2 separate regions of the Homo sapiens genome follow, and region 2 is linked to region 1. Evidence: read pairs that join two places in POLR2A ChIA-PET (ENCODE). Cell type or tissue: GM12878. All regions are shown on one strand. Links, peaks and the distances in the headings refer to the core of each region. The heading gives the core; the rest is flanking DNA.

Region 1 (4,391 bases), core at 243-4,242:
TTTCCCCTTCCCCATCCTGGCCCAGGACCTGTGACACTTCACTCCTTTAGGTCATGTCCTTTCTAGAAAGCACCTCCATCTCTTCCGGGATGGCCTGCTGTTTGGCTATTACTCATGTGTTTAATCTAGGGCCGTGTTTTTTGTTTTTTGTTTTCTGTTGTTTTTTTCCCCCATACTTTATGACTTTTGCATCATTCCTGAGCCAGCTGTATCATTATTTACTTAATTTCTTTCTTTCTTTCTCTCTTTCTCTCTCTCTCTCCTTCCTTGCTTCCTTGCTTCCTTGCTTCCTTCCTTCCTTCCTTCCTTCCTTCCTTCCTTCCTTCCTTCCTTCCTTCCTTCCTTCTTTCTTTCTTCCTTTCTTTCTTATTGAGATGGAGTCTCGCTCTGTCATCCAGGCTGGAGTGCAGTGGCGCAATCTAGGCTCGCTGCAACTTCCACTGCCCAGCTTCAGGTGATTCTCGTGTCTCAGCCTCCTGAGTAGCTGGGACTACAGGAGCACGCCAGCAGGTCCAGCTAATTTTTTTTGTATTTTTAATAGAGACTGGGTTTCGCCATATTGGCCAGGCTGGACTCAAACTCCTGACCTCAGGTGATCTGACCGCCTCAGCGGGATTACAACTGTGAGCCACCGTGCCCGGCCTAATATTTTTCTTAAATCTGACTCACTTTTTTAAATTAATTACTTCCTTTAACCTTGTTCTAAGACATAAAATCCACAAAATCAGGATTTGATATGCTAGTTAAGTCTCTTCTTAAAAACGTGAAAATAAATGCATAGCTATTAAAACAATAAATGGCTCCTGGGTACCACTATGATCACCTCCCATGTTACCAACGGATGCACCCCCACTCTGGGGGCAGTGATGGGGAGGCATGCAGAGAGAGGGCTTGGCGAGGTTCCATCTGAGCCCCAGAGACACCTCCTAAGAGACTGTCAACAAGCCCCTTGAAACGCTCTGGGCTGCTGTCTGCATCTCCTTCTTCCCAAGACACAGACCTTGCCTAGCAAAGCTTAGGCACTCAAGCCAGTACCCTGGGACAAATGTGGAGGGTCACAGAGATCCCCAGCCCACAGAAGGCATTTGCTTAGGCTGCTGTAAAGGAAGCTTTGCCTTGACTGCCCCCAAGGTGAGTGGCCATAGCTCATACTCAAAGTCTCAGTTTGGCTGCTGAAATAACTTATTTGCTTCTCTGTCCATGGGGCTTCTCCGTCCACTAAATCCTTCAAACAGAAGCACTGTTTTCTCCATCTCTCCCAGCCCTCAGTCTCTGGACAGGACAGTCTAAGGTCTGGGATCCTCTGAGATGGCTGTGGCCGGCTGTGGGTGTATTGCCCATGCCTGCTCCTAGATGACATCTTGGCTGTCCTGAGCCACCACCAAGATTCTGTTGAGGAAGAGTCAGGGCAGAAGAGCTGAGCTTCAGGGTGTCATCTGTCAAGAATGCCCCAGAATGCCAACCTCCAAAGCCCCGACTGGGGCCAGGGCTCATTCTTTGGATATTTTCTCTGTCTCCATCTCTCTCCCTTTCTCTCTGTTTTCAGACACACAACAAGTGTATGTATTCTAGAATGCTTGTTAATTGGTTAATTTAGTTAAAAACAGATGAGATCGCCAATAAATCCATGTCACAGACCACGTGTAAACATGTCACAATATGCTAACCCCCTTAGACCCTCGCAGATGCACACAACATGTGGGCCACTGACACAAGGACAAAGTGTGTGTCATTTCTCCCAAGGTCACCGCATTGGGGTGGTGGCTGACTCTCAGCAGCCGGTTTACTCCTAAAACTCATTCAGTGGTAGGGAAGCTCACTTCTATTCCTTGACTTTATCTTGCTTAGGGAAGTAATAAAACTATTCTTGGGACTGGCTTCTACAAAGAAATTTAAAATGTTTATTTATCTTAAACTCCTTTACTCAAAACAATACATTTTCAAATCTAAACATCCTTCTCTCTAAACTTAAGTATGTTCAGTATGACTCTCACTTTCTTCCTCCTCAAAGTGAGATAACCAGAACTAATTACTTTGGGAAACTCCCTATACCGACTCTCATATGAATAGACTTTGATGGACCTGTTCCTCTGTCCTCCAGACTCAAACGGTGTCAGTCTGGCTGTGAAAGAATCCCCTGGGGAGCTTATTGAAAATTACAAATTCCTGGGCCCACCTCTGGAGAGTTTCCTTGGATAGGTCTGGAGTGGGTCCCAGGTACTCCATTCTTTGAAAGATCCGTAGGGAACTCTGAAGAATTTGGGAACAGCTGCTCTATACCTGCCCTGACTTGCCTTAATTGGAGGGACAACTTGGCTCAGACTTAAGGCAAGGTTCTTGATATCCAGGCGTCTGTTGAGGTTGAGGGCTAAGCAGGCAGGAAACTACCTGATGTTAAGACTGCATTTCTGACACAGCCAGGCACCAGGACTTACAGTTTTTTGGGGCCTCCTGGTTCTTCATAAACCCTATCATCAGTGCAAAGGTTGATGCCAATCTTCCTGTGTGCTTGGTAGGAGATCACACATCCATCTAATCTAATGTGGTATCAGACCAAAGTGGCATCATCACTTAAAGATAAAGGGGCCCGACTCTGAGCCTTGTTTTATGTCATAGGAAATTGTGATCTGTCAGGGGCTGTTTCTGCCCACCTTATTGTTGCATTAGAGATCAAAGGCAGACTTTTGGTCATCAGTAGGTGGAGATCTCTATGGGTACTTGGTGCCTAACTGGTCTCTGTCCAGAGGAGGACAAAGGCTACTGATAAATTATTGAAGAGCTGCCAACACTCTATGCTGTTCTAGAAAATTTCACTCTAAGTGAAGGAAAATAACTTATTGAATATCTACCATGTGTCAGGAGCCATATAACTCTCCTTTCACATACACGTCTCACTTAATCTTCACGTTAACCTTGTGAAGTTAATATTTTAATCCCCATTTCAACATAAGAGAGGATTAAAACTCAATCTTGCCCAGAGTAATGATATTTTAGCTTCCAGATGGCCTGGCTCCAAGTCTTTTTCCGTCATCACACACTGCTAAAGCAAATATCCCGATGGTCAAGAGTTAAAAAGATCTGCCTGAAATCTGCTGTCTGTTCATTCATTATACTGGGTTGAAAGATTCAGAGCTGTACATTATCAGAGAGAGAGTGAAGGTAAAGTTTAGAGAGCAGTAAACAAACCAATGGGTCTAGTTTCAAACAGGAGATACTTGATTTTTTATTGTTATGTGATTGGTTTGTTTTCTTCAGCAATATTATTCATCACACAAATATTTCTATTGCAAAAGATGAAAATCATGTGAAATTGATGATACCTGTTTTTGACCTTTAAAAATGACAATTTTATATGGTTCAAGCTAATACTAAGGCAAAACTTGAAAGGCTCTTTTTACTTCTACTCCCTACCCCACTCCCCTGGTTCTTCATAAACCCTATCATCACCTGCTTTACACCTGCCCTGACTTGCCTTAATCATAGGGAGAACCGCAACTTGGTGACAGCCTTTCTCTCTCTCTAGTGTGTGTGTGTGTGTGTGTGTGTGTGTGTGCATGTGTGTATACCATAACTAGAATTATGTGATATCTATTCTTCTGCAACTTGAACTGATCTTTAAAACGTGGAATTGATGAGCAACAGATGAGCAACAAAGGAGGAATTCTTGATTCCAGCTGGAGAAAAGTGTAGGCTCCATAAAACCTGATGTATTGAGGGTGAGGGGGCCTAGAAGCCAATGGAGATGAAAATGTTCCATTTTTCTTGCCAAACCTGGACCTTGGGCAATATCATCTCCACATCTGCCTCCACCATTGATCCTAATAGTAAAGCCTAGGGCCTCCCACTAGGGTCTGTTGTACTTAGGTTTTGAGTTTTAGAACTTCCTTCTGATTTTGTTTGATGTGTTGCTAATCTTCCAGGGGGTTGTGCTGCTTGCTTCTTCATTTTTTGTTTTGTTTTGTTTTAAAGTTCCTTGTCAGTATAATCTAAAAGCTAGAGATGTCCAATCACCTGCTGGAGGTTTCTTCTAAGTGATCAAACTAGGAGGTTTTTTGTTTGTTTGTTTGTTTTGTTTTTTTTTTAGTAGAATGAACTTTTTTTTTTTTTTTTTGGAGATGGAGTCTCACTCTTGCCCAGGCTAAAGTACAGTGGTGCAGTCTCGGCTCACTGCAACCTCTGCCTCATGGGTTCAAGCAACTCTCCTGCCTCAGCCTCCGGAGTAGCTGGAATTACAGGTGCCCGCCACCACGCCTGGCTAATTTTTGTATTTTTAGTAAAGACAGGGTTTCACTGACCTCAAGTGATCTGCCCACCCTCAGCCTCCCAAAATGCTGGGATTACAGGCATGAATCACCGCACCCATCCTAGAAGGAACTTTAAATGGGAGTTGG
Region 2 (4,391 bases), core at 222-4,221, 110 kb after region 1:
AAAGAGGCTCCAATAAACATTGGCAATCATTTTTCTAGCAGCAAGGCCCCAAGGTGAGGAGGGCAAGCATAAAGGGGCATGAGGTTCCTCACTGAAGACGAAGGTCATGAGGACACGCACAGAGTCAGGCTGTTCCTGCTCTGTTTTAGTGGCCTGAGCAGTATTTGGAACATGACAGTTACACTGTAAGTAATTGTTTATGGAATGTGTAAAAACTAAGCAGGATTCAGGGGCTGAGGGAGTGGGTTTTGATTTGCTAAAATGGAAGGGAGAACATCTCTGCAAAATGCTTCATGACTCTCTTTAGGGCCACAGGTCCTGAGCCAGACATTCTGACTCAAGGAAGGGGTCCTGGCATTATGATAGACAATTTTGAATGCAGCCTACTCGTGGGCGGTCCAAGGTGGCCATAGCCCAAAAGACCAATGGAATCTGGATGTTTTCAGGGAGAATTTCGGAATTCAGCTGGAAACCTTTTCCTCTCTTTGTGTTATGCCCCTCACTCAGTGCTTTTATGGTTACAGGGGCTCTGTCAGGAGCTGCCAGAAATATCATAACGCCTCAGTTTGGGAGAACTAAGGCTGAGAAGGAAAACAATAGAAATCTGTAAATCCTCCAAGGCCGAACTGAATTCTGACAGGTTAGAAGAGGAGCGTCTTAGAACTCACAAGTATTGTGTGAAGACAAAGGTAGGGAGATCTGTTTGCAGAGAGTTTTAAACTTACAGTAAGAATGTCCAATGTCATTATAGTACTTCAGAGTTCCCCAAGATCCATCTCACATATCACTTGATCTTTAAGGGACAGGCAGAGCAGACACATCTTTGCTGGATCACAGTTGAGAGAACTAAAGTGAAGTGACTGACCAAGGTTCCACTTCTGGGGAGTAGCCAACCCAGGGCTGGGCGTAGGCCATGACGTGTTGCCTCGAAGAAGTGCTACAGGTTGGGAATAAAGACAGGTTCAAGGGAAGTGTTCGTATCTTTTTTTTTTTTGAGACGGAGTTTCACTCTTGTTGCCCAGGCTGGAGTGCAATAGCGCCATCTCGGCCCACTGCAACCTCTGCCTCCCGGGTTCAAGGGATTCTGCTGCCTCACCCTCCCAAGTAGCTGGGATTACAGGCACGTGCCAGCATGCCTGACTAACATTTTTGCATTTTTTAGTAGAGACGGGGTTCCACCATGTTGGCCAGGCTGATCTCGAACTCCTGACTTCAAGTGATCCACCTGCCTCGGCCTCCCAAAGTGCTGGGATTATAGGCGTGAGCCACAGCGCCCAGCCCCAGTGTTCATATCTTCACGAATGTTGTATCTATCATAGCTATGAAGGGACCCTGAGGCTGTCTGGAATGTACCATTAATGTTGCAAAGGGCATAGCTTTGGAGGTACTTTGCTGCGAGGCTCAGCCAAGCCACCAGCCTTGTGGCTTTGAGCAGGTTGTCCAGCCTCTCTGGGCTTTAGCAAGAATGTTACTTGTCCTATGTACCTTGGAGGATTGTCCTGAGGACCAGATGAGATAAAGGAAGGGAATGTGATATTACAAGTCTTAATATCACACTGGAAGATATCACTAAATGTCGTCTGCTGGAGACAGCCTCCTGGTCCTGTTTGCCTGTGGGTCTGACTCAGTGTGTATAAGCTTCTCTACTCAGGGCCAAGTCAGATTAAGTGAGGTCAAAGGATGCAGAGTGGCATAGTCTCCTCCCGAGAGCTACAGCAGGAGTGTAACACTTGGGTTAGGAAATGACCTTGGAGTTTGTTCCACTTTTCTATGTGCACAGAAAAAAAAAAAGATCATATTCCTTTAGATGAATTTGTTCTAAGCAGAAAAGTCTTTTGAAAGCTGAAAAAGCAGAAAGGCTCTGTTTTCTTTCCAAACTCTAAAATACTATAAAAGAAATGAAATCGTGTAGCTGCATGCTCAAAGATCTGAAATTTATTACGTTAACTAGGCTTGAAGTCTGGGTAACTTTGTATGCTTCTTAAATGATTCACATTCGAAAAGCAAAAAAAATCAAAATGCATAAAATTTCCTTTTCACTGAGCAAACAATATAAGTGTCTGTCTTTGGGTGACAGTTGACAAAACACAGCATGATTAATCTGGGGACCTGCAGGAGTTCACCTTCGGTGACTTCACACTCATCACCTGCTCGGATAAAAACACATCTGTCTGAAGCAGCTGAGAAATGAAACTGGGAAAAGAAAGGCATCAAAATCAAGTATTTCTTTTCAAATACTGTGAGTTGTAAAGAGAATAGATAAAGGTTCTAACAAGAATGTACCGATTTAACATTTTAAATTTTATTATCAAAACAGTAGACTGACATTAAGAACATTTTAAAATACAATGACTCATTATACCTCTCTGTGCCAGCTGACACTGTTATGGTAAGAACATAGATGTGGAGACAGAAAACATAGCTTTAGAACAAATCAATGTAATGAATGTGAGAATTAGCTCCATCCTTCATGAATTGTTGACGCTGGGAAGTGTATTTCTTTGTGTCTTTGCTTCCTTGTTGGAAGATGAAGAGGGTAATAAGAACTATATTTGAGTGTGCTCAGAGGACAAAATGAAATAATATATATGGGCTAGCACTTTGCAAATATGAGTTATTATTTCCTGGTGTTCTTTTTATTTTTATCCATGAAAAAAAATGTCGTTTCTCCTTATAGTTTTTATTGATTGCATCTTGCACCTGTTTTTGCCTTCCCTCTGGTTTTGACCATTCTTCTGTTCCTATCTTTCTGGGCCGTGCTGAGGGGCATTTTCTTCTTTCTCAAACTGTGACTCTGTGTCTCCCCCTCAGATTTTCTGTTTCACAGTTCTTTGACAAGGAGCTCCAGATCACCTGATTACCTTTGTTGACTTCCTTCTTTTGTGCCAAATCGTCCTACTTGGAGACCTCTAGTCTCTCCAGGGTTGAAAAGGACCTCACTTTTTAAGATGAGAAAGCTGTGGTCCAGGGGTCAGCTGGGAGGAAGTAACAATCTCAACAAAAGCCCAGGTCTGAAGTCTTAGGCCAGATCTTATTCCACCAAATCTCTAGCAAAGGACACTTCTCTTTGGACTTCAGATCCAAAGCACAGATCTTGGCCAGACACGGTGGCTCACACCTGTAATCCCAGCACTTTTGGAGGCCAAGGTGGGAGGATCATTTGAGGCCAGGAGTTTGAGACCAGACTGGGTAACAAGGTCAGACCCTATCTCTACAAAAAATAAATAAATAAATAAATAAATAAATTAGCTGGACATGGTGGCCCACACCTGTAGTCACAGCTACTTGGGAGGCTGAGGTAGGAGGATGGCTTGAGCCCAGGAGGTTGAGGTTGTAGTGAGCCGTGATTGTGCCACTGCACTCCAGCCTGGGTGACAGAGTGAGACTGTCTCAAAAAAAAAAAAAAAAAAGCACATATTTTGCTCAGAGTCCTATTTGTTGTTGAAACCATGACCACGTATAGTCTATACGTGTATGTGTGTGTGTGTGTGTGTGTGTGTGTGTGTGTGTAGTGGTGTGTGTGTGTGTGTATAATCATATGTGGGCACTAGGGACCAGGTCCTGTGCCAAATGTGTTATACAAATGATTTCACTGAATGGACAGAAATACTCTACGAGGAATCATTATCTCCATTTGGTGGATGAGGAAACTGAGGTTCTGAGATGGCCATTAGCTTGCTCAAGGAACATAGAGGCGGTACACGGCAGAGCTGTGATTCCACAGCTGTCTGACCGTAAAGTCCCTTCTACAAACCACTCCACACTCACCGCTCTGAATGTCCCCTTCCCGGGCCTGTCAAGTGCCTCCTGGCAGCCTAGAACACCAGGCTGTCTCTCTGTCATTTGTGTAGCCTCTGGAATCTCACCTCCTACTCGAGAAAGCCTTCTCAGATGGTTCGAGGGGAGTTAAGGATGGTCCCGTCTGAAGGTGGGATTCTTGCGGTCACAGTAGTCAGCAACTCTCACCCTCACCCGCTCTGTGAATGTTCAGCTCCAATGTGTGCGGGTGGGACCCATGCTTGTCCCTGCCAGGCTTAAGCCCTGTCTGTCAGCATCACGGGTCTGTCTGCAGCTGCCTCATTTCTGTGGAAAAATGAGCAGCAGCCCACTGGGTATTTCCAGTGAGCAACGGTGGGTTTTATGTAAAGAGTCAGAATAAGCACGTGTAAACACGGCTGTGGCCGGCACTTCAAGAGGGCTGTGGCCCGTGGGCCTTGTTTTGGAGAAATTCGCTGAGGGAGGGGTTGGAACCACCTCACAGCAGGAGCAAGCGAAGGAACAGGTGGGAAAAGTGCAGACGCAGAGGATCACCGAGCTGTCGCCCTCGAGTGTGAAAAGGGCTGTCTTGGGGAAGTGGGATTTGACTTCTGCTGTGGGTCCCCACAGAGGGG

Evidence for each region. ChIA-PET counts read pairs that join two places held together with the same protein. Peaks named below come from ENCODE experiments on the same cell type or tissue, not always from the same donor. Only the 100,000 strongest peaks of a DNase experiment are listed, where the experiment ranks them.
Region 2: POLR2A ChIA-PET joins it to region 1 with 7 read pairs; 13 of 35 experiments call an interaction of 5 or more read pairs at or near these places.

The regions. Positions count from the first base shown.
Region 1 is chr11:118,044,493-118,048,883 of GRCh38, reverse strand. The region is part of intron 1 of SMIM35 (small integral membrane protein 35); the gene reads left to right. Among named protein-coding and RNA genes, the nearest start is that of TMPRSS4, 30 kb to the left of the region's middle. In GM12878, for the core only: no CTCF peak of the experiment used is centred there; DNase peaks (open chromatin) are centred at 2,053 and 2,407.
Region 2 is chr11:117,934,873-117,939,263 of GRCh38, reverse strand. No RefSeq gene overlaps it. Among named protein-coding and RNA genes, the nearest start is that of TMPRSS13, 7.7 kb to the right of the region's middle. RefSeq lists an enhancer at 3,612-3,781. In GM12878, for the core only: no CTCF peak of the experiment used is centred there; no DNase peak of the experiment used is centred there.